Regions from separate parts of the Mus musculus genome. Here region 1 is linked to region 2. A link is a loop called in an ENCODE intact Hi-C map of the cell type or tissue named here. Cell type or tissue: left cerebral cortex. All regions are shown on one strand. Links, peaks and the distances in the headings refer to the core of each region. The heading gives the core; the rest is flanking DNA.

What was found. Peaks named below come from ENCODE experiments on the same cell type or tissue, not always from the same donor. Only the 100,000 strongest peaks of a DNase experiment are listed, where the experiment ranks them.
Region 1: a loop joins it to region 2, with 2.1 times the contacts of the local background. A loop is called at or near these places in 3 of 42 quality-filtered maps.

Annotation. Positions count from the first base shown.
Region 1 is chr6:97,341,292-97,351,872 of GRCm38, reverse strand. The region is part of intron 7 of Frmd4b (FERM domain containing 4B); the gene reads left to right. Among named protein-coding and RNA genes, the nearest start is that of Gm32191, 94 kb to the right of the region's middle. In left cerebral cortex, for the core only: no CTCF peak of the experiment used is centred there; DNase peaks (open chromatin) are centred at 5,146 and 9,133.
Region 2 is chr6:97,389,623-97,400,203 of GRCm38, reverse strand. Frmd4b (FERM domain containing 4B) reads left to right here. Exons shown (of 23, transcript NM_001346637.1): 5 at 3,927-4,011. Among named protein-coding and RNA genes, the nearest start is that of Frmd4b, 93 kb to the left of the region's middle. In left cerebral cortex, for the core only: no CTCF peak of the experiment used is centred there; DNase peaks (open chromatin) are centred at 3,445, 4,505 and 7,082; H3K27ac peaks cover 1,511 bases.

The sequences.
Region 1 (10,581 bases), core at 1,516-9,515, 49 kb after region 2:
CATCAGTGAAAGGCAGCCTAGCCTACAGGACTGTTGTGAATTAAATATGTGAAGGTCACTGGGTCAAGGTCAGCAGCCGTCAGCTCTGACTCCACCTCAGCTGTGACAGCGGTTAATTTCCTCTTAATCCACACCAAAATTTTGTCTGGTCTCCTGCCTCCTTCTGAGAAGAGTTTTGAGACAAAGGTGGGTCCATGAAAGCTGTAGTAACAACACAGTGGCAGACAAAAGAGAAAAGGTTGGTGTCACCAGCTTTCCTTAGGGAGAGCCCAGGGCCTGACACAGATGGAGGCTGTGAGTGATCTTCCTTGAGGGATGTACACATTTCGGCTTTAGATGGTAGTTTGCTATTGTTGACTTAGCTCTGTCTTACCCAGCCCTTCCTTATGTTCAACCAGATTCTAGGACTTTCCTTGAGGAGCCCAAGGCTGAAGATGTGTCACATACTCTCTTGAAATTGTCCATCTCAAACCAGGTAGTGGAAGAGAACATGATAAACTGAGTCTTATATACACTGAGCCTCGCACAAACTCTCAGGGTTACCCCAAAGGAGCTGTTTATTCTTTCCATGCCTCCTCTGTGAGTTGGGGTCTTTCTTGAGGAAGTTAGTGGAGTGGAAGAGCTGTAAATTACAAAGTGTACTTTACAAAGGCATTAAGTATTGATAAAAAGAACAAAAGGCATGAGTATCTGTCACTGAAGGTGACAATAGAAAAGAATTCAACATCACCCACCCCTGTCTAATCTCCTCCCTGACGGGCAGTGTATATTCTTCTGCCAAACATTTTTTTTTTAAATAGAACCAATGTAGGAAAATCAGGCAAAATAAAATGATGATCAGTCCATGTCATCATGGTTAGAGCAAAGACCTACAGTTGGCCTCTACAAGGCCAACAGGCTCATTCAAACCCTAAGACTTCCATGTACTGCCTGCATAATCTGAAAAAAAAAAAAACTTACCTCCCCAAACCTTAGTTTCCTGGAACATGAAAGACAACTTGTAATAATTGTAAGCATGCCATAGGTTGGTACAAGGATTGAATTAATATTTGTGAGATGACCGGAGTTGTTCTGGAATTATCACTTTGATATACCATCAGAATGCTTGTTGGTTGCAGTTGTTTTTAGACAGTGTCTCATGTAGCCTAAGCTGGCCTGAAACTTACTGTAGAGTCATAGATGACCTTGACCCCCTGACCCTCCTGCCTCCCCTTTTTCACTAGTGGAATTACAGGCATTGCCGATATATATGCCTAAATGGATAGACATGTGTACCATTCTCCTGTTACAAATGCGAGTTGTTGCCCATGTTTTAGCGATTGCAAATAATGTCGCGGTGAACATCTGTGTGTATCTGAGCCTGACATTATTCCAGTGTGTGTGTGCATGTTTGTGTGTGTGTGTTTAAGATAGATTTTATTTCTTTTAAAAAATTTTTTTTATATTTATTTGTGGGGAGGGGACAAATCACAGTTCACATGATGTAATGAAACTTGGTGGCAATCAGGCTTGAGCCCCCCCACCCCCACCCCTCAGTTAATTGCTCTCAGACATCCAGAGAAGTTCCTTTCCCATGGGAAATAGGGACATTTTTATAGCACCACCATAAATTGGTAAGATTTCCTTCCATTTGAAGCTAGGTGTTAAACCAGACCCTTATTCTGACCCAGAAGTGAAGTGAAAATCTAAGTCCTTCCACTTCCGAACAGAAGCATCCCAACACTTAGTTACTTGGTAACCTCAGCTTTCAGGATCTTAGAAACAAAACCAAACGAAACCCCCTTTTGCCTGCTTGTGGCTGGCCTGGCAGGTCAGTGATAAAGCCGGGTCAGCTTTCCGGAATTCTCTGTTTGCCTGTGTTGTGTTACCAAAGCACTTTGTTATCTTTGCGGTGTAAGGGCTGACTTGGAAATTCAGGCTGTCAGCTATTTAAAGCAAAAAGAAGTCCCCTCTCCACTCCTAATGAGCCTTCTGAGAGCAGGGCTTCCTACTGGTCACAATAATGTTAACTTTAAGTACTTTGAAGGATCCCTGGCAGGAAGGGAACCGAGAAGGGTGGGGCTTGCTATTCTTAAAGGCATTTTGGAAGAAGAGTTTGAGCAGAGCTTGTTTGGGGCAAACTCTTGTGGGGGATCTGAGGAGAACAAAGAGAGAGCAGCAAGTAGAGTTGTGGGGCAAGAGCAGAATCTAGATGCCAGGTTAGGGTGTCTATGTGCACCAGGAAACTAGGTTTCATAGGTAAACAGCAGTGACCCCAGGCTCATTACACCAGTGTGAGAAAGCAACAGCAAGCAGACAGCTCCCAGAGGTCAGGCGCTGAACTGAGGACTTGCATGAGCCAAGAGGTATTAGCGATGCCTGAGAGCTTTGGAATTTAACCACTTGGTTTCAAACAAATTGATGGATATGGTAGCTGCCCTGTCTGAAACCCAGTCTGTCTCAAGTAACATTGAATAGGTAATAGCAGCCTGGCGTGGCTGCTTTATTATTTCCTCCACCCTCCTGGCAGGCCTAGGACAATGGCATTATTGCTGTCCCACTTTACCGGTAAGAACACTGCGCTTTGGAGCCCTGGATGAATCAAGTGTGTTAGGGGCTTCCTTGAATCTCAGAGAAAACACAAACTTGTAATACACACTTATTAGCAAAGATGGAAATTGTCAGACTTGAACACGTCTGTCTTATTTCAGGACAGATTTAGTGAATTACTAAGTTTATGGTGGCCAGAGAGATGCTCAGTGGCTATGAGCACTTGCTGCTCTTCAAGAGGACCTGGGTGCTAGTCTCAGCACTCACGTGCTGGCTTACAACAGCCAGTAACTCAGGTCCCAGGGTATCCAGCACCCTCACCGGCTTCTGTGGGCATTACACTCATGCATCATACAGACATCTGTGCAGGCAAAACACTCTTACGTGTAAAAAACAAAGTCTCCAAAAAGGGTTTTTTTTTTTTTTTTCGTTTGTTTAATAAGACTTTATGGTATATGGAAAGGAATTCAACATACCCACACGCAGACAGAAGTGTGTTTCTTCGTGTGCGTTCTTCGTGATGTTTGGTTAAAGTTAAACAAAGGATCTGGAGATGTTGTCCATTTGGCAACGTGCACGATGTCCCCAGTACTAATTAGAGCTGAATAAAGCCCTGTTGGTACATTCCTGGGTGGTAGAAGTGGGAGCATCAGAAGTTAGATGCCGTCACCCTGGGCTGTGTGGTGAATTTGAGGACAGCGTGAGCTGCATCAGACCCTGGTTCAAACAACAACAAAAAAAATCAAACCAAGTTTCTTATATTTTCTCCAAGTTTCAGTCTACTTACATACACTGAGTTCTAGAAGGGCCACATCAGCAGTGTTTGATGTCTGAGTGACAGCCCGACCACTGTTCTGTGGGCTTTATATCACTAACCACAGTCTTGCGGAACAACAGAGGCTTTGCAGCTTGTATAGTCTGTACCTTAAATTACCTTATATTAAACATCTGAAGGATGGGCTACAACTAAGAGAACAGAAACCCCACCTGCACCCCCAAGGAGATCAATCCTGTCCTCTTGACCCAGTGAAATTTTCTCCAGAAGAGTGGACCAGGCTGGGCCACTCCTGACGACTCTGTGAGACTGGAGTGAAGCTCCGTGTGGTGTTGACAATGGCTGGCTGTTTCAGACATGGACCGGTCAGTCTTCTGTACCAATAGAGAGTGGTAGGCATGAACTACTTGGAGTCCTCAGAGGCCCGCCACCCTGGAGCTAAGGCTGACATGGTGAGCAAGGCATCTTGCATTCCTGCCGATGAGTGTTTGCACATCTTTTGGTGTGGTTCTGGAAACATGGAGTGATGACAGGAGCTGTAACATAACCCGTTGCAGTTGGCTGTACCAACATGGCCGACGCAGCTAACCCACCCGTCAGTGCGCAGAGTTACCTAAGGTAGGAAGAACCGACAAAGCTTCCAGGCCTCAAGTTGACTCTATATAATCTTGACTTCCCTAGTAGGAAGTTTGCAGATTCTGACTCTCTGTGCTTTTGGAGAAAACAGCATGCATGCAGATTCTTGTTCTCCTGGTTTCCAGTTTTCGAGTTCTGGATTTTAAGAGTACAGGTCAGCCCTGTTCGCCACATTTCCCATTAGCAGCCAATCTCTGAAACTGCCTTACTTTAAAAATTGAAATTCTGTAGCTATTTAAATCAATAGCTCTCCAAGACAACTCTGGTTCCTTCTGCTCCTATCTATATGATGAGAGCTAAAATATTTTTATTTAAAATATTTATAGGTCTTTATGTTAACCTTCTTTTCAGCCTAAATAATTCTTGTAGGTGTTTTGTTTTGTTTTGGTTTGTTTCTGCCAGTTATTAGGAGTTGATAGTTCAAAGCAGACATGACAGGAGTCATCTGCAGACTGGATAATGGTTTAAAAAAAAAAAACAAAACTCTCATTACATGTTCATTCTTTAGACTTTAAAAAAAAAAAAGTTGACAGTTGGTCCCAGTCCAGCCTACAACCTTAAAGTTTTTCCACAGGAGGAAAGGAAATGACAAAAGAGCTCCAGCTGACTGACAGAGCTTTCTAGAACACTAGCATATGTCCTGGGTCAGGACAAGTCTTTCCAAGAGGGCGGAGAGAGACAGAGTCCTGACACTGGCAAGGTGTTTGGTGACACCAATAACCTATGTGACTGTCATGTTGCATGTGCAGGTCACACACCCATCCCTGCCATGGACTCTTGCTTCCCACACCTTCCATTTCCTTCCTCCTGCAGTTTATTACAGGCCCTTGGGGTTACCAGATTTAGCAAACAGAAACCCAGAGAAGACAAAGTTCATTTGGAATTTCAGTTAACTAAGAAAGAATATTTTAGTGTGACTGGCCTAAACACCTCTTCTGACAGCACTAACTTGATTATTTACTGAGTGTTCTCCTGGATGATAGTAAGAATTCAGCAACACAGTAACTGTTACACAGTAACGCAGTGGTAAAGGCACTCCTCACCAGGACTGACAACAACTGGAGTTCAATCCCTAGAACCCAAGGAGTGGAAGAAGAGAGCAGACGCCTGCAAGCTGTCCTCTGACCTCCACACCCCGGCTGTAGCAGGTGTGCCCACACTCCTCCAAGACAAAATAAATACACCGACATAAGAAAAGAATAAACACACTGGTAACAGTTCCCCTGGGTAGAGTCTCGCTTGGGCACTGTGACAGGCAAGCAAGGCAAACATTTACTGAGCGCGAGCGGTGCCTTCTAACATCTGTCACGATATTCTCAAAAACAGTACGAGCATGTCAGCACCATCCCTCCTTTTAAAATGAACTTGGAAGCTGGGGCATAGTGACACATGCCTTAATCCCAGTACTCAAGAGGCAGAGGCAGAGGCAGGAGGATTCGTCTGTATTCAAGGCCAGCCTGATCTGCACAGTGAATTCCAGGCTAGCCAGGGCTGAAAAGTGAGATTTTTGTCTCAAAAAAAAAAATTTTTTTTTTTTTGTTTTTAATTAGGAAACTTGGGCTTATAAAGGCTAATTTATCTGAGACCACACAACCAGGAACAGGGAGCTTGGAACCAAATCCAATTAGAGACCTTGTTTTGGTTTGTATTTTCTAATTAAAATTGTTATTTTATATGTATGAATGTTATGTCTGTGTACCATAAGTGTGCCTGGACTGGCACCAACAGAGGCCAGAAAGCAGGTGTATGTGCCTAGTGCCCACAGTCCCCTGGAATCGGAGTTACAATTGCAAGCCTCCATGTGGGTGGTAGGGATTGAGCTCAGATCCTCTGGAAGAACAGCCAGTACTCTTTAGCTGTAGAGCTCAGAGGTTTTGTTTTTGAGACAGATTTGTGGCTCCCAAGCTGGCCTGGAACTTTCAGTGTAGCTAAGTGTGAAGAGTTGGACCTTTAGATCTTTCTCCCTCCACCTCAAGAGTCCTTCGATTACAGGCTTGTATGGCCAGGCCTGGCTTATGCAGTACTGGGGATGGAAATCAGGGAATGTTGTGTGCTAGGTGTGGCGGTTTGAATGAACATGGCCCCATAGGCCCACAGGGAATGCCACTATTAAGAGGTGTTGGAAGAAGTGTGTCCCTGGGGGTAGGCTTTGAGGTTTGAGAAGTTCAAGCCAGGCCTAGTGTCTCTCTCTCTCTTCCTGTTGCCTGCCCATGTAGAACTCCAGCACTATGTCTGCATGCAATCATGCTTCCTACCATGATGATAATGGACTGAACCTCAAAACTGTAAGCCAGCCGCAATTACAGCTGTGGTCATGCTGTCTCTCCACAGCAGTAGAAACCCTAACTAAGACACTAGGCAAGCACTCTACCACCTGAGCCTCATCCCTAAATCTAGTCTTAAGTCTAATTCTGAACCTGAAATTTTATTGGTACAAATAATAGGTAGAGCGCTGGTCTTTTGGTCACTTTTTAAGGTACCCCTTAGCTGCTTTTGTGTCTGCTCTGGTACAACAGGGGGTGGGGGAGACAGAAGTATGCCTCAAACCACAGTTTACTTACCAGCAAATTAGAAATAACACCCGCCTTGGGTTGATATGAAGACAAAGTAAAATAAATTAACACAAACAAGGGGAGCAAGTGCCTGGGGTTGGAATCCTGAGACGCCAGTGATTAGATTTTCCCTTTGAACCGTTCTCTGGAAGCAGAGCTGAGAGATCCCAGGAAGCTTGGAGACCAGAGGCAGCCGAAGAATGAATGCTCACACCTGGAGCCCCATGAAGAAGGCTCTTTTGTGGAGATGAAAGGGGAACCTAGCTCAGCAGAGATGCACACAATGGCTACTTAATTCTTTTTGGCTTTGTTCTCTGCTAATAGCTACCACCTGACTTGGTTTAATGTATGACCCAGACATGATTAACTGGGGTGACAGGAGAACTGGTAAGAATGGTTCAGATTCCATTAACTTAGGAGGCTAGGAGGGTCCCCGTTTGTCCAGACACTGGGCTGTTCTTAGCCCCTCCCTGCCTTGTCTTCCCTCTTTGGAACTCTATGCTCTTCTTCTTACCTGGTGGCTCAACTCCATGTCTCCAAGATGCAACTCTCTGGTCTATTGGTCCTGTTATTAGTTAGTGTGGGGCCTTGATAATTCTTCAAACATGCCTGGGCCTCTTTTCCGTCTGTCAAGTCAGGAGCTGGGACCAGTGAGTTCTGCTCGCTTACCTGGCTGGTTGGAACTGTGTATTTTTAAAATTTGGCCTATATAGGCAGAAGATGAAGGTAGTAGGTTGTTTTAGCTGCTAACAGAATTGACTCTCATCTATAAGCAGTTTTTCTAAACTGGTTACAGTAATTAATCAGAAATGGTGCAGGCAGTGGTGGCACAGGCCTTTCATCCCAGCACTGGGGAAGCAGAGGCAGGCAGATCACTGTGAGTTCAAAGTCAGCCTGTTCTACATAGTGTAGTGAGTTTCAGGACAGCCAGAACTATGGAGATAAACTCTGTCTCAAAAAAAACAAAAAACAAAAAAAAAAACAAGATAGCATTAGAATCTAGGTCCATAGCATAGTATTATGTCCCTGGTGAGGATGACGGGAAGGGAAGGGTCCTATATTTTTAAGCTAGGGATAAACTCAGTCAGGTAAAGTGAAGGCCTAGCATTCCTGAAGCTCTGGGTTCACTCCCTAGCACCATGGAAACTGTGTATGGTGGCATAAGACAGTAATCCCAGTACCTGGGAAGTAGAGGCAAGAAGATGCTAAACTCAAGGTCATTCTTGGCTACATAGAACTTTGTTGTTGTTCAGGATTAACTTCAGATAAACTTGCTTCTTACAGTCTTCATCCTATCCCATAGTGGTAACAGATATAGGTCAATGGCCAGGAATGTTATCATAAGTATTTTTATGTCGTGTGTTGTCAGGATAAGAGTTGGGCATCAGGGAAACCTGAAAGTCAGGCTGCTTGGCAGAGTTTACACTATCTGGTTTAAGGTTACACTGAAAATCACTGTGGTTGGCTTTGTCACATATATAAAACAGTTTTCAAAAACCTGAATTTGGAACTGGACATAATTATATATGCATGTAATCCTAGCACTTTGGAGATGGCCACAGGAGGATCCAGAATTCAGGGCCAGCCTCAGCTACACAGCAAGTTTTTAGGCCAACCTGGGCTACGTGAGACCCTCCCCACCCAAAATGCCAAAAGTTGACTAGACTTGGTGTATTTGGCTACAAAAAGACATGCAGTCTGTAGTTTGGTTTGATTTACTTGGAGAAATACCAAATGACAGAAGGGTAACACGTGGAGTCTTCTTATCTATGTTTAAATCCTTTATGCAGTTAATCCAGTTTAAATTAATCCAGACTTAATATAGACTTAAAAGCAGGCACTCAGCCGGGCGTGGTGGCGCATGCCTTTAATCCCAGCACTCGGGAGGCAGAGGCAGGCGGATTTCTGAGTTGGAGGCCAGCCTGGTCTACAAAGTGAGTCCCAGGACAGCCAGGGCTATACAGAGAAACCCTGTCTCAAAAAACAAAAAAACAAACAAACAAAAAACAAACAAACAAAACAAACAAACAAACAAACAAAAAACAGGCACTCACCACCCATGAAACACACATTCTGAAGAAATTCATCTGGGCCATCAGAATAAGGAAATCTGAAGCCCTTTGCTAAAAAGATCTTCCCCTTGTCAATTCTGTCCCTTCCTGTTTTTCTGTCCCCTCCTTGAGGAACCTGGGCGAGGCGATCCCACGTTGCTAAAGCATATCCCTGGAACTATAACTGCACTGTCCTTAATGTGAGATTAAGTCACTTCACCTCTTAAGTTTCAGTTTTCCCATCTGTGAAATGGGGATGATAATGTTTATGCCATGAATGCAGACCAGGGGTTTGCCACCCTGTGACTGTGGACCTTTGTCCTCAAAGACTACTTTAGAGTATTGAGTGATGGCATCATGATGTGTCACTAGAAGGTCACCCAGACTCTCCTGAAACTGCTCTTCTGGGCTGGGCACCCAGAAGGCTGGGTCAGTCCTCCTGGTCAATTCTCTTGCTTTGGATAGATGTTTCCTGTCACTGCCCACAGAACCTGTTTTGTGTTGTGTTGATTCAATTGCACCCGTTCCTCACCCACTTGATAGGTCAGACTGCTGCCTTTGTCACTCAGTGGGTTTTGAATGGGAAACACGTTTTTATGTAGGTCAGCCCAATTAGCCTGTCCCTGGCTCTGATTCCTTATGTAGCCGAGAAAGGCTTTGAACTTCTGATCAGCCTGTCCCTGTCTCCAAAGTGTTGAGATCACAGGTGTATACCAGCAGACCTGGCTCATGCAGTAGAACCCAGGACATGCATGCCAGACAGTCTTTCTACCAACTGAGCCACATCTCTGTCTTCAGAGCCTGAGTGTATTTAGTACGCCTGACTTTCTGAGCATCATAGACTAACAACCCAGTACTGTTTGCTTACTATGATGGCTTCATAACTGAGTAGGCCTTGTAGTGCCAGTGCATCATTTGAAAGATTCAGTCAAACCTAGCCAGGGGCAAGATCAATACTGAGCATGGAAATTACACAATTACACTTCCATACCACGCCAAACTGAAAACTTGGTGAGTTCGTCTTGTGTAAGGGAGGGCATGTGGTGCGTTTTTTGCCATTTTTACTATCATTTCCCCTAGGAACTAGTAAACAGATTTAGCTGAGCAGGTCTGGGGATGTGGCTCAGTTGGTAGAGCGCTGGCCTAGAGTCTGGGAAATCCTCAGCTTGACTCCTAAACTGCAGAAACTGGCTATGGTGGCCCATGCCTGTCATGTTAGGTGTAGGAGGACACCAGTGGTTCAAGGTCTTCCTAGCAAATAAACACCAGCCTGGGATATACAAGACCTTATCTAAGAAAGAGAAGAGGAGAGAAAAGGAAGGGTGTGGGGTCAAGTCCAAGGGAAGAGGATAAGAAGCAAAGTTTACTACTGAAGGCCAAATTCCACAGATTACTGAAAGAATGGGAATTTATTTATTTCCTTACCTTGCAGGGTTGGGAGTCAAGCCCAAGGCCTCAAGCACACTACTTCTGAGTCACAGCCCCACCCATGTCACAGGGATATATGTGAGGGGCAGCATTCTGTCTGCCCAATAGGAAATAGGAGCCTACCCTTTAGTGTTTAACCCCTTGGCGTTATCCACACCTGCCTTAGCAGTCAAGGAAACTGTGTTTCTAAGCAGTAACCAAGGTTCTGTCAATAAGCACATAATTTAGATAAGGTGCTAGTCCTAAACCCTGGGTCAAGCTCAGATAGTAGCTTGGTTAACCCCCATTACAACTATCTGCCAGACATGAAAGTACACTTTTCTAACTGTTAGGGATTATTAAGCGTCTCCCGTTCTTCATGAGAGGCGGGAACCTGGACGAGTTGTATGGGGTTTTAGCTAAGACAGAGAAGGGGCCCCCTCAGCAAATCCTCTGCCAGACTATGCCAAGGACTAGCAGGTATTAGGAACTAGGTCCATTCTCCAACAGTGCATCTTTGATTGTATGGAACATGGGGTTAAATAGAATCCCCAGCTGTAGGACTTTGCTTCATTCTTGGAGGCCTGCCTGCAAACCCTTCAGTTCATGTCTGATAAGTATTTGTACACTT
Region 2 (10,581 bases), core at 1,210-9,209:
AGAATTATATTTGTTTGGGACATACACTAGGAAGTCTATTAGACTCTGTGAACAAGAGAGAAGAAGAACATTGCATCTTTGTTCTTCATCCCTCTACAAAGAATAGTCAGAATTTGCTTCCTACTGTATCTGGTTTTACTGATGAGTGTGTGTGTGTGTGTGGGAGAGAGAGAGAGAGAGAGAGAGAGAGAGAGAGAGAGAGAGAGAGAGAGAGAGAGAGAGAGGGAGGAAATTCTGCTATCTGTAGAAGAACACATATTGCATCTAGCACGTAATCTGGTCCCTTGGTTGCCAACAAACAAGTTCCAATTGCAGCTAACATAGAAACATCATTGCAGGAAAATGAACAAAGCCCTCGGAGGAAACCTGGCTTCAGAGAGGGTCTGGAGAGCAGGAACTTGAGGACAGAGCCATGCACTAGATTGATACTGGCAGACAAACTAAGATCCAGACATCTTTATCACTCTACCCGTGTTAAATACCACAGTGAAAACACTGGCCTGGTCTAGCATGGGCCACACACCTACACATCAGAGTATATTCTCCCATCCTCCAAGGATAGTCCCCTGCTCAACCTCACCAATTCATATCCAACCAGCAGCCTTCTGGCTTCGCACATGTGATTTTCCTTGCAGATCAATTCAGTGTTATTGATTCAGATACAGAATTTAAGAAGAAAGTGCTGGCGAGAGAGAGAAAATCTGAATGAGAATTGGATTTTAAATAGGGTGAAAGAATTGTTATGACCTCATCAGAGTGAAAGTCCATTGCGCTTATGGTTTTTGTACAGTTCTATTCTGTGAGAGGTAGTCACTGCAGTAGTCCAGAGTGACAGAATGCCTGAATGAGAGTAATCAGCGTGTTGTGTTATGGCTGTGTATGCTGCTTCTCCTTTATGACGGGTGGTCTCTGAAGGGAAACCTGTTCATCTTCAGTGTCTTTGGATGAGAATGGTGTGATATAGTTGATCCTTTTGAGCCAAGTAGGTTGTCACTCAGTAGCCAATTCTACAGATCTGAATGTTTCTGTTTGGCAAGTACGTTCTCTAGTTCTCTTCAACCTAAAAAGTGGAGATAAAAACAATATGGGGAATTCCTACCCAGTGGCCAGCTCCTAGAGCACTCTAGGTAAATGGTTATCAATACTGTCCTTATCAATACCGTCATTACTGCCCCTAACTTCCCCGTTATCTTTCTCAATGTTTGTTGCCAATCAGGTATTCAGTGTCTGGTAAAGGTATAATTTCTAGTCATAAATAAATTCATGTCTGGCTGGCTGATGGTTGACAATGAATGTTCTGTTTTCATCGCTGTACTCTCAACAATGTACAAAATGAATCTTTTGGACAGGAGATATTCTATTGAATACAGAGTGTGATTTTAAAAGGTAAAGGAGGGATAGAAATAGAGACTCTTGGAATGGAAGGTAGGTTTGGGAGTCTTTGGTATGGCAGGGGATTCTGGGCTAGGAGATCTCTTCTCTGGGGGAGCTTCTCCCTTCTAGGCAGCTCCAACTGTACACTTTAGCTCAAGATCTATCACCTGCTCGCTGCTGCCCAGAAGTGCTGGCTTTGCTGTTTTGAAGGCAGAGAGAAAACATATGTTCATACATGTTAGTACACTAATGATGACACCAGTCTTGTTTCTCAATAAGTTTATTAACATAAATGAGATAGCTGCGGTTCCTGAGGGCTTAGCTTCCTGTACAACTGCTCACCCAGCAGCAGCTGGAGAGGCAGCCAGAAAGAAGTTAACAGTATTCTCAATAGAGTCGAAAGAGGCCAAGTCAGATGTAGCCTATTCTTCAAGCAGAGCTCTGACTTTCCGTGGCTATTCCCATGAAAGGATGATAACAGACCTGAGCCTGTGACGGTTAAACGGGAGAATACATGAGAATTCTGAGCATAGCCCAGCATATGGCGGGAGGCAGATCAACAGCCAGGATCCTGATGCTGCCCCTCCAGTCTCTTACTGGAAACCTCCTTGGGTTATCTTTATAGAGTCAAAGACTGTGGGGAGGAGCATACCTGGTTATTGCCAGGTAACAGTAGGGGTGGACTTTAGACAGAATGCTAACACTTACCATACCTAGGCATTGTACTGGCCACCCCATTTGTTGTGTAATGTCTTGTGATCACAGGAGAGCCCTCCGAGTAAAGTATCAGTAGCTCCCCCTGATACAAAAGGATCTATGTAGATCAGATGGCACATGTCACTTTATTCCTGCTATACAGCAGCTATTCTTAACCTGTGGATTGCAACCCTCTGGGATCAAATGACTCTTTTACAGGGGTCGCCTAAGACCCTCTTCATATCTGATATTTCTATTATGATTCATAACAGCAGCAAAATTACAGTTATGAGGTGGCAATGGAAGTAACTTTGTGGCTGGGGGTCACCAGAACATGAGGAGCTGTATTAAAGGGCCACAGCATTAGGAAGGTTGAAAACCAGTGCCATCCATGAATCAGAAGGACAGGGGAGAGATTTTCTTAGCAATCATAAGATTAAAAAGAAAATAGTTCACACTTAATATCTAACTTCAACTCTCCAAAGTTATAAGTTCAGCCATGACACTTACCTTGATAAAGACACAAGACTACACACCTCTGTTCATGTTAATAAACAGAGATGACAGTCTAGATTTTTCTTATTCAAAAGCCTGTTTTCCCATAACTCCTCATTTCCTTTCCTGCCCTCACACTTTTCAAAAACCAAGTCTCCCAGCCTCCATTAATCTCACTTAGCAGTGAGCTAAACCCTTTTAAGTACAAATATCCCAGATTTATTCTCCTCCTGGAGCCTCGGCCTGACAAGGCAACACACAGAGGTGCCATTTTCCAAACCATCTTAACATTTCGGTGACAACTTCTTTTACAGCCTTTTCAGCTGCATTAGTGGCTCACATATTTCATTAACAAGAAAGGAAAAAAGTAACAAAATGCCCAAGCCCCATGTGACTTCCCCATGTGACTTCCCCATGTGACTTCCCTATGGCCTGAGGAGATCATTCCCCTACCACAGTCCTCTTGTGTTTCCATTCTCACTGGTTTGAGAGCAAGTTCCTTTTGAGGACCCCAGCTGTGTGAGTTGCCCTAGGACATTATGTCCCTCCTGTATAATTTAACAAGAAGATTCTAGAACTCAAAAAAATGCCAGGGCTCAGGTTTACCTGTGCTCAGCGCAGAGCCCCAGTCCTCCCTAGACAGCTTTTAGCACTGTGTGTTGTTGAGGAAGGTTCGATGCCTTCCTCCCTTCCCATCTCAAAGCTGTCAGAACCACCCTCCCCCCCCACCCCCATCCCCCCACCCCCAGCTAAAAGGGAACTTAGAATCTGTGTTGGCTCACACACTGTACAAGGAAAATCTTAAAAAGGGCAAGGGGAATGAGGCCTGTTGTGCCCTGATTTGCATGAGAAAAGAGCAAAACTAACAGCTAAGGGGAGCTTGGCTTCCAGCCAAGGGAAACCCTAGCTCCGCAAAGAAAGGGAAAGAGCCGGCCTAACTGTAACTCTGTGTGAGATGGGGTAAGGCCTGGAGTCCCCCACCAACCCCAACGCTGGTCACTGCTGGACCAGCAGGATGCCTTGACATTCAGATGACATGGCCTGCTTGCTCTGGGCTCTTCACCGGGCTTGTGTGTTCACGGAATGAGTTGTGTGTGGGGGAGAGCACACACACACACACACACACAGTGTTTGCAGGTGGACCCCATGCTGAATCTCACTTTAACTCACGGCCTACACACAGTTAATGCTCTGTAGGCGACTTCATCTGCAGGTAGGTGTGTGGGAGCACTGAGGTGGTGTGCGACATAAAAACCAAAGCAGGACCATGTGGCTCCTTAACGCTGTCTTTGAGGAAATGAAATCATGCCAAGAGCTGGAAGTCAAGTCTGAAGGATTGAACTCCGTACACTGTCTTTCAGGTTCTACATCGAGAGCATATCCTTCCTAAAGGATAAGAACACCGTGGAGCTGTTTTTCCTGAACGCAAAGGCCTGTGTACACAAGGTAAGACACTTGTTTGTGTGTTCGTGGGATGTCTCCCCGGAGACTGTGACATGGTCTTGCCTGCCCTTTTACATCCTAACTTGGGAAAGAATACAGTCTCTCTCCTCAATATCAGCTCCCCAACCTACCCCTCCGCAACCCCTCCCCCCAACCCACTCCTCAACAGGCCCTCTCCTCAACCCACCCCATCCCAACCCCTCTCCCCTCCCCAGGCACTCTCCTCAGCCCTCCCCTCCTGGGCCCTTCTTCAGATGCCGGATGGTGAAGCGGGATAATTACACCTCCACTAAGTCACTGCTTCAAAGGTAGCCAAGGGAGGCTCCCCACGGTATGAGCAAGAAAGACAGAAAGATGGATCCCTTCAGAGTGCAGGAAGCCTCCTCGTTTTAGCATTCACCATACTTAAAAAAAAAAAAAGCAATCCCAGTTCCCGTCCAGCCTGCCAGTCCCTAAGGCCACTCCCACCTTAGCTCCAAGGAAACAGAGCTGGCAGCTGAGCTCGACTGACCACTTTCAGCAGCAGGTCGGTTCTCTTTAGTCGTGGGCCAGCTGAGGTTGTTTTCCTCTGTTTTGTTTCTGTCCCTCAAGGACGAGTTACTTTTACAAACATCAGTTAAACATTTCAGAAAAAAAAGAGAGAGAGAGAGAGGGTCGGGATTGAAGTGATACAGCAGCTAAGTTGAAATGCCTGCCTAGTTTGGTTTGGTTTCATTTGCTTCTGTATGGCCTTAGTGTGGGCCTTGGGGAGGGAGCTGGCTGGGTTTGGGGAAAGACTGTTGTTATGCAGCCCAGGCTATTTTTTTTTTAATCTTTATTTATTTGTATTGTGTGTGTCACGGTGCAGGGCTGCACACTCTAAGGCACACATAGGGAGATCAGAAGGAAGCTTTCAGGGGTGGAGTCCGTTCTCTCTTTTACATGAGTAACAGAAAACTCAAGACCCTCAGGCTCGAGTCAGCGCTGGCCTTCATACTCTGTCTCTTCACTGGAGTATTTATGCTAGTTATATATGCTATGACTACTGACAGCCCTGGTGCAGGTGTGGCACCTTCCTATGTTTTTTTATTTCTGTTGAATTTGTGTGTGTGTGTGTGTGTGTGTGTGTGTGATGTATGTATATGTACATATGTGAGTAACTATACATCCCTGCCAATGCACATGTGTGGAAGTTCAAGGACAACCTTGGGAGATGATCCTCACCTACCACCTGTCCGAGACCGTGCTCACATACTGTGTCTGCCAGACTGCCTGGCTCTTTAGTCTCCTAGCACTGTCTCCTATCCCCCGTGAGCACTGGAATTACACACAGACTGTGCCTGGCTTCCCATGAGCTCTGAGGATTAGTGCTTGCGCGGCAAGGGATTTAGCATCTCGCCGGCCTTTCACTGAGTGTTTTATGACCTCACTTTACCGCCCTGGTTGGATGAACTCTCTTTGGTTTGCTGTCTTCATGATTGCTTTTGAGTTGACGGTATACATCTTCAGCGAACCACATCTGTCTCAGGGAAGCCCCAGCATTGCACACATCCTGTGAGCTCCTTCCGTTTCTCCGTGTAGACAGTTCCCATCATGCCTCACTTTTGGCTCTGCTGCAGATACTGGGGACATCACTACTTCTGTGTGAAGTTTTGATCACCTTCAAAGATATTTAAACACTATAAAAGCATGGTTATCACTGGGGCCCCCATTTCTGTTTTGTCTTCATTCACTCTTTTCTGCCTGACTTAACTTTTCTTCCACCTGAAAGACACTGGGTAACATTCCCCATACCATGTGAGTCTGCTGGTGACTTATCCTTCCAAGCTTCTTTCTGAAAGCACTGGCTGGCCTTTGTCTTCAGTTTTTGAATGTTAGTCCATAGGATATAAAAGCATACATTGGCAGTTTTTTCATTTCTACAAAAATAATGATTCATTATGATTTTTCTTATGTTGTTGCTGATGGGGTATCTGCCGCCACACCAAGTCTTTGTGGCTCAGTGTGTGAAGTGTCTTTTTCTCCAGCTGTTTTTCCAAGTTTCCACTTGAGACAGTTTGATTATGTGTATCAATACCGTGATACAGCTTTCTTCGTGTTTCTTGTGACTTAAGTGTTTTGGGTTTCTAGGTTTATTCTTTATATTAGATTTAGAAAGGGGTGTGTATGTGGGGGGTGTGGTATTTGCGAGGTATTTGTGTATGCTTACACGTATGTGGGTCATATGTGTGCCAGTGCATGTGTGTGCATGTGCCGGTACAGATCAGACAACCTTGGATGTCTTTCCTCAGGAACTGTCTGTCCATCTTGTATTCTGAGACAGATTCTCACTAGGACCTGGGACTCAACAATTTGGCTGAGCTGGGTGATCAGTAATCTCCTTGTGACCTCTTTTTTTATGTGACTCCAGACATCTAGGTATATAAAATAGGTATCAAAATTATTGGTAACAAATCATATAGAGATTCATTTTAAAACAATTTTTTGATATATGCACACATCTTACCATTTTTTTAAAGCTAAAAGTAAATGTTCATACTACTGAAATGGATGTGTTTATTTTTATATATAGAATTCAATCTTGGCTGAAGGTTGGTTATTATAGGATGTAGGAAATCTTCAAAATTTTTCATAGTTAACTAACATTTTGGTGTTATAATTGTCAGTGCTAAGAACACTTTTTCATACAACTGTGAAATGCAGATGTAGCAGAAGTGTTGTGTTTCAAGGACATTTGAGAAATTGTTGGAAATTTGGTCCTAATCCCAAGTGAAACTCCATGAAACTCAAGCCACCTACCCAAACAGCCATGTTTAAAATCAAGTGTTCTGATACACTGCAATCCAAAGAGACACTAATTTGGTACTTCCATGCTGAGACATCGTGGTAGGGAGGTAGCACCATTCTTTGTTCTTCATAATGAAATCATTATACTTCTGCAAGTGGAGAAAAGCTTGCACGCACATTCAAAACACTCCAGTACCTAACACTCAGCGTAGGTAACTGTGGGTTGTCTGGTTTCAGGCATTGCTAGCTGGCATGTTCTTATGTAAGCTGTGCACAGGGCAAAGTATGCATGCTGTGTGTTCAGAACTGAGCCTGCAGTGATGTGGAGAGAGGCAACACAGGCAAGCACCGCCTGAAACATCTGGTTCCTCACACAGCTGACTGTGAATCAGGCTTTGGTTGTGGCATATTCAGAAACCTTTTACTGTTGCCAGATTTTTTTTCTCTCACAAACTCCACATTCAGTCATGTTACCCCACCTGGGTTTGTGGCCATAGTCTCAGGAGCTGGTACCAGGCCATTAGAAGTGACTCTAAGGCTTAAGTTGTTTCTTTGTTTTCATTTAGGGTTGAGGTATTCTGTTTTGGTTTATTTTGGTTGCATGTTTGTTGTTGTATATTTTTCCCATGTGTGCATGTCTGTGTGCATATGTGGTGGGGGGGCAGTCTATGTTTGTACGCATGTATGAGGGTTGGCATGTGTTCATGTGTACAAGTGCATGTGTGTGTACGTGCATATGTGTGTGCGTGCATACATGTGTGTGTATGTGTGTGTATGCATATTACCTCATGTCGTTTCTGTTGTTGTATCCTCGGGGGGTGTTTGAGCATTTATTATAAGAAGGATTTTTTAAAAAGAGATGTTGTACAGGTATATGTGACTACTTAACTTCAGACCATACAAAATGTAATAGTGATAGGTATTTTCCTATCCTTGGCCACATAGACTAATTTATGCCTCAGTTCTGGGTGGTCTTGGGTTGACGTCATTTTTCCTTCTAGCCATGTTTTGCCAGCCTGATGACATGTGATTGCCTGTTAAGCAATTGCTTGTTGTATCTTCTTAAAAGTTTTAAAATTTGATGTGCCTGATTTGGGTGCTGGGAATGGAACCCAGATCCTCTGGAAGAGCAGCCAGTGCTCTTACCTCTGAGTCATCTCACCAACCCCCTAGATATTACTAATTTTATCTTTTTGAACGCTACTTGCTTTTATCCACACATAAATATTCTTCGTATTTGTTTCTGGGTGCAGTCTAGTTATTAGGATGCAGTTTGCTTTTTTCCAGACTTGTTTTTATGATTTGGTAGGCAAGCCCAGAACAGAGCTCACTCTACTGTCAACTAACTGTTTCCCATCACCTGGGCAAGACTCCTGGGTCTGCTTCTGGGTACCCGGAATTCAAAGGTTTCCTAGTCTGCCTTAAGGCATCATGTACCATTTCCCATCCTGAATGAGGACCAAGCACTGTTCACTTCCAGCCTTTCATGAGCTTCCACCTTCAGGTAATCCTTCATGCAGGGTGGTTGCTAGTCTGCCCAGTACCCCCAAGCCCCATCTTGCTTCCCTCGGGGCTCTGTTCTACAGAGTCTTTTCAGTTCAGTTCTTCAATCTTCCAACTCCAACTCAGCTCAAGGTGTCTGCTGTGCTCCGTCATGCTCAGAGTCTGGAAGCCTCAGCAGTAAGTAGGGACACTATGAGACTTGGTTTGTTCCAGGCTCACTGTTTATGTTGCCAAATTCTCAAGTGTTTTGAAAACTGTTGAGATTTGTTTTGGGGGGCGAGGATGGACGTTTTCACAGAAGAGAACACATTCTATCTCTATTGCTCCGTCTCATCTGGTAGCTGACATTGTCAAAGCAGAATCTTTGGCTACTTCTATGAAAACACTCAAATGTCACCACCACCAAAACTTTACTATCACCCTCTCTTTTGGGGTTCAGAATTCCCTAATTGTTGGCTGCTGAGTCAACACTTATACCCAAATGCAGCATTTACGAAGCAGGAAACGTAGCCTGCAGCCACACTTGTTGTCCCCTCCTGTGTGGAGAAACACAGTCACCCTGGGTGACATCACTGCCTAGCTGATCACGCTCCAACAGAATGGCTTTCTCTGTCTTGTTTGTGCTGCTACTTATTAAAGCCAAGAAAAATAAAAACAAGAATGTAAAGCCTGCCGTTTTAAACTGATAGTATTTCTCTTCTGCTTTATACACTAAACTCTGCTTGAAGAGTGTTGTGGAGCAGAACTCTTTTCGGTCTGTCCCTCTGTAGCCTGTCAGTTGCAGGTCCTCCTCTCTCAATGGGACGTTTCTTATGCCTTCTCAGAGAAGTTAGAATACTGTTATTTAGAAATGGGATCTTGCCGGGAGGTGGTGGCGCACGCCTTTAATCCCAGCACTTGGGAGGCAGAGGCAGGCGGATTTCTGAGTTCGAGGCCAGCCTGGTCTACAAAGTGAGTTCCAGGACAGCCAGGACTATACAAAGAAACCCTGTCTCAAAAAAAAAAAAAAAAAAAAAAACCCAAAATAAAAAAGACAGACAGACAGACAGACAGAAAGAAAGAAAGAAAGAGAAATGGGATCTTACCATATATCCCAGACTCTTCTCAAATACAGAGCAGCTTACCTGCCTCCGTCCCCCAAATACTAGGATCACAGGCATGAGTCACCATGCCCAGCTAAAATTTACAGTTTTTATAAAACATAATATGGACTATTACGTATGAATGTGTATGAGACTGTTGTCCACATAATTATTTTTTAAAAACAATTGATAGGAATTTAGGATGGGTATTTTCTATGTAATGAGTATGCAACAGTCAAAAGACAACTTACACAATAGCGTGTTTGTTCACAGGATGGAGCGTCTGTCTGCCATCCAGTCATAAGTAATTCCTTAAAGTGTTTTGTTATTTAAGGACAATTGACATAAGGAATATCACCTGAACCATGGCCACAGCAGTAAATAAGTTCTGTGAGCACATAGCTTCAGCTGTGGATTTGTAGGTGGGTTTATTGATTGGCAAACATGAGTCAGTGGGGTTGACAGCTAGATCTCATTGCTCACTGCTACATCTAAGAGCCAGTGGGCTTCCCTTCACAGTGTGCAGGGCACATTCCTCACTCACGATGTGTTAACTTACTCTTACAGCAATTCCCCAGCTTCTTCATCTTTGCCAGAGAGCTTCCCTTGCCTTGTTTTTTTTTTTTTCCTTCCACAGAGGACAGAATGAGCCAGAATAGAGAGCTCTGATTTGCAAATACAAAGCCACACTGTTTACATATTTCATTATCAGAAATATGACTATAAGATTGAATATAGTAGCTGGAGCTCTGCATGCTGATATGAAAATAGGTTCATAGTCACCAGCTTTAGCTCAGTAATATACCAACCATTTAGAATGCTGGGTAGCACCAATGGCTCTGTAAATATCATTGCCCGTATGAATTGTGAATATGCTGCTGGTGACCTTTAACTTTGTTGAAAGAAATACCTCATTTCTGACTTTGCATATCTAGGAGAGTCTGGAAAAGAGATAAAGATTTTTCATTGTTGTTTACCGCAAAGCAAACGTGCGTATGCACAATTTAACACCACTCAGGCATTCATTCAGTGAACTGCTGGTGACTATTCAGGAAGTAAATACGAGGAGCTGATGAGCAACATTTCTTAATTCCTAAGAAGTCAAGAGATAACAAAAATGGCCGGGTGCGATGGTATGTGTCTGTAACCATAGTACCTGAGACATGGAAGCAGGAGGTTCAAGAGTTCAAGACCAGCCTCTGATCTACAGTGAATTCAAGAC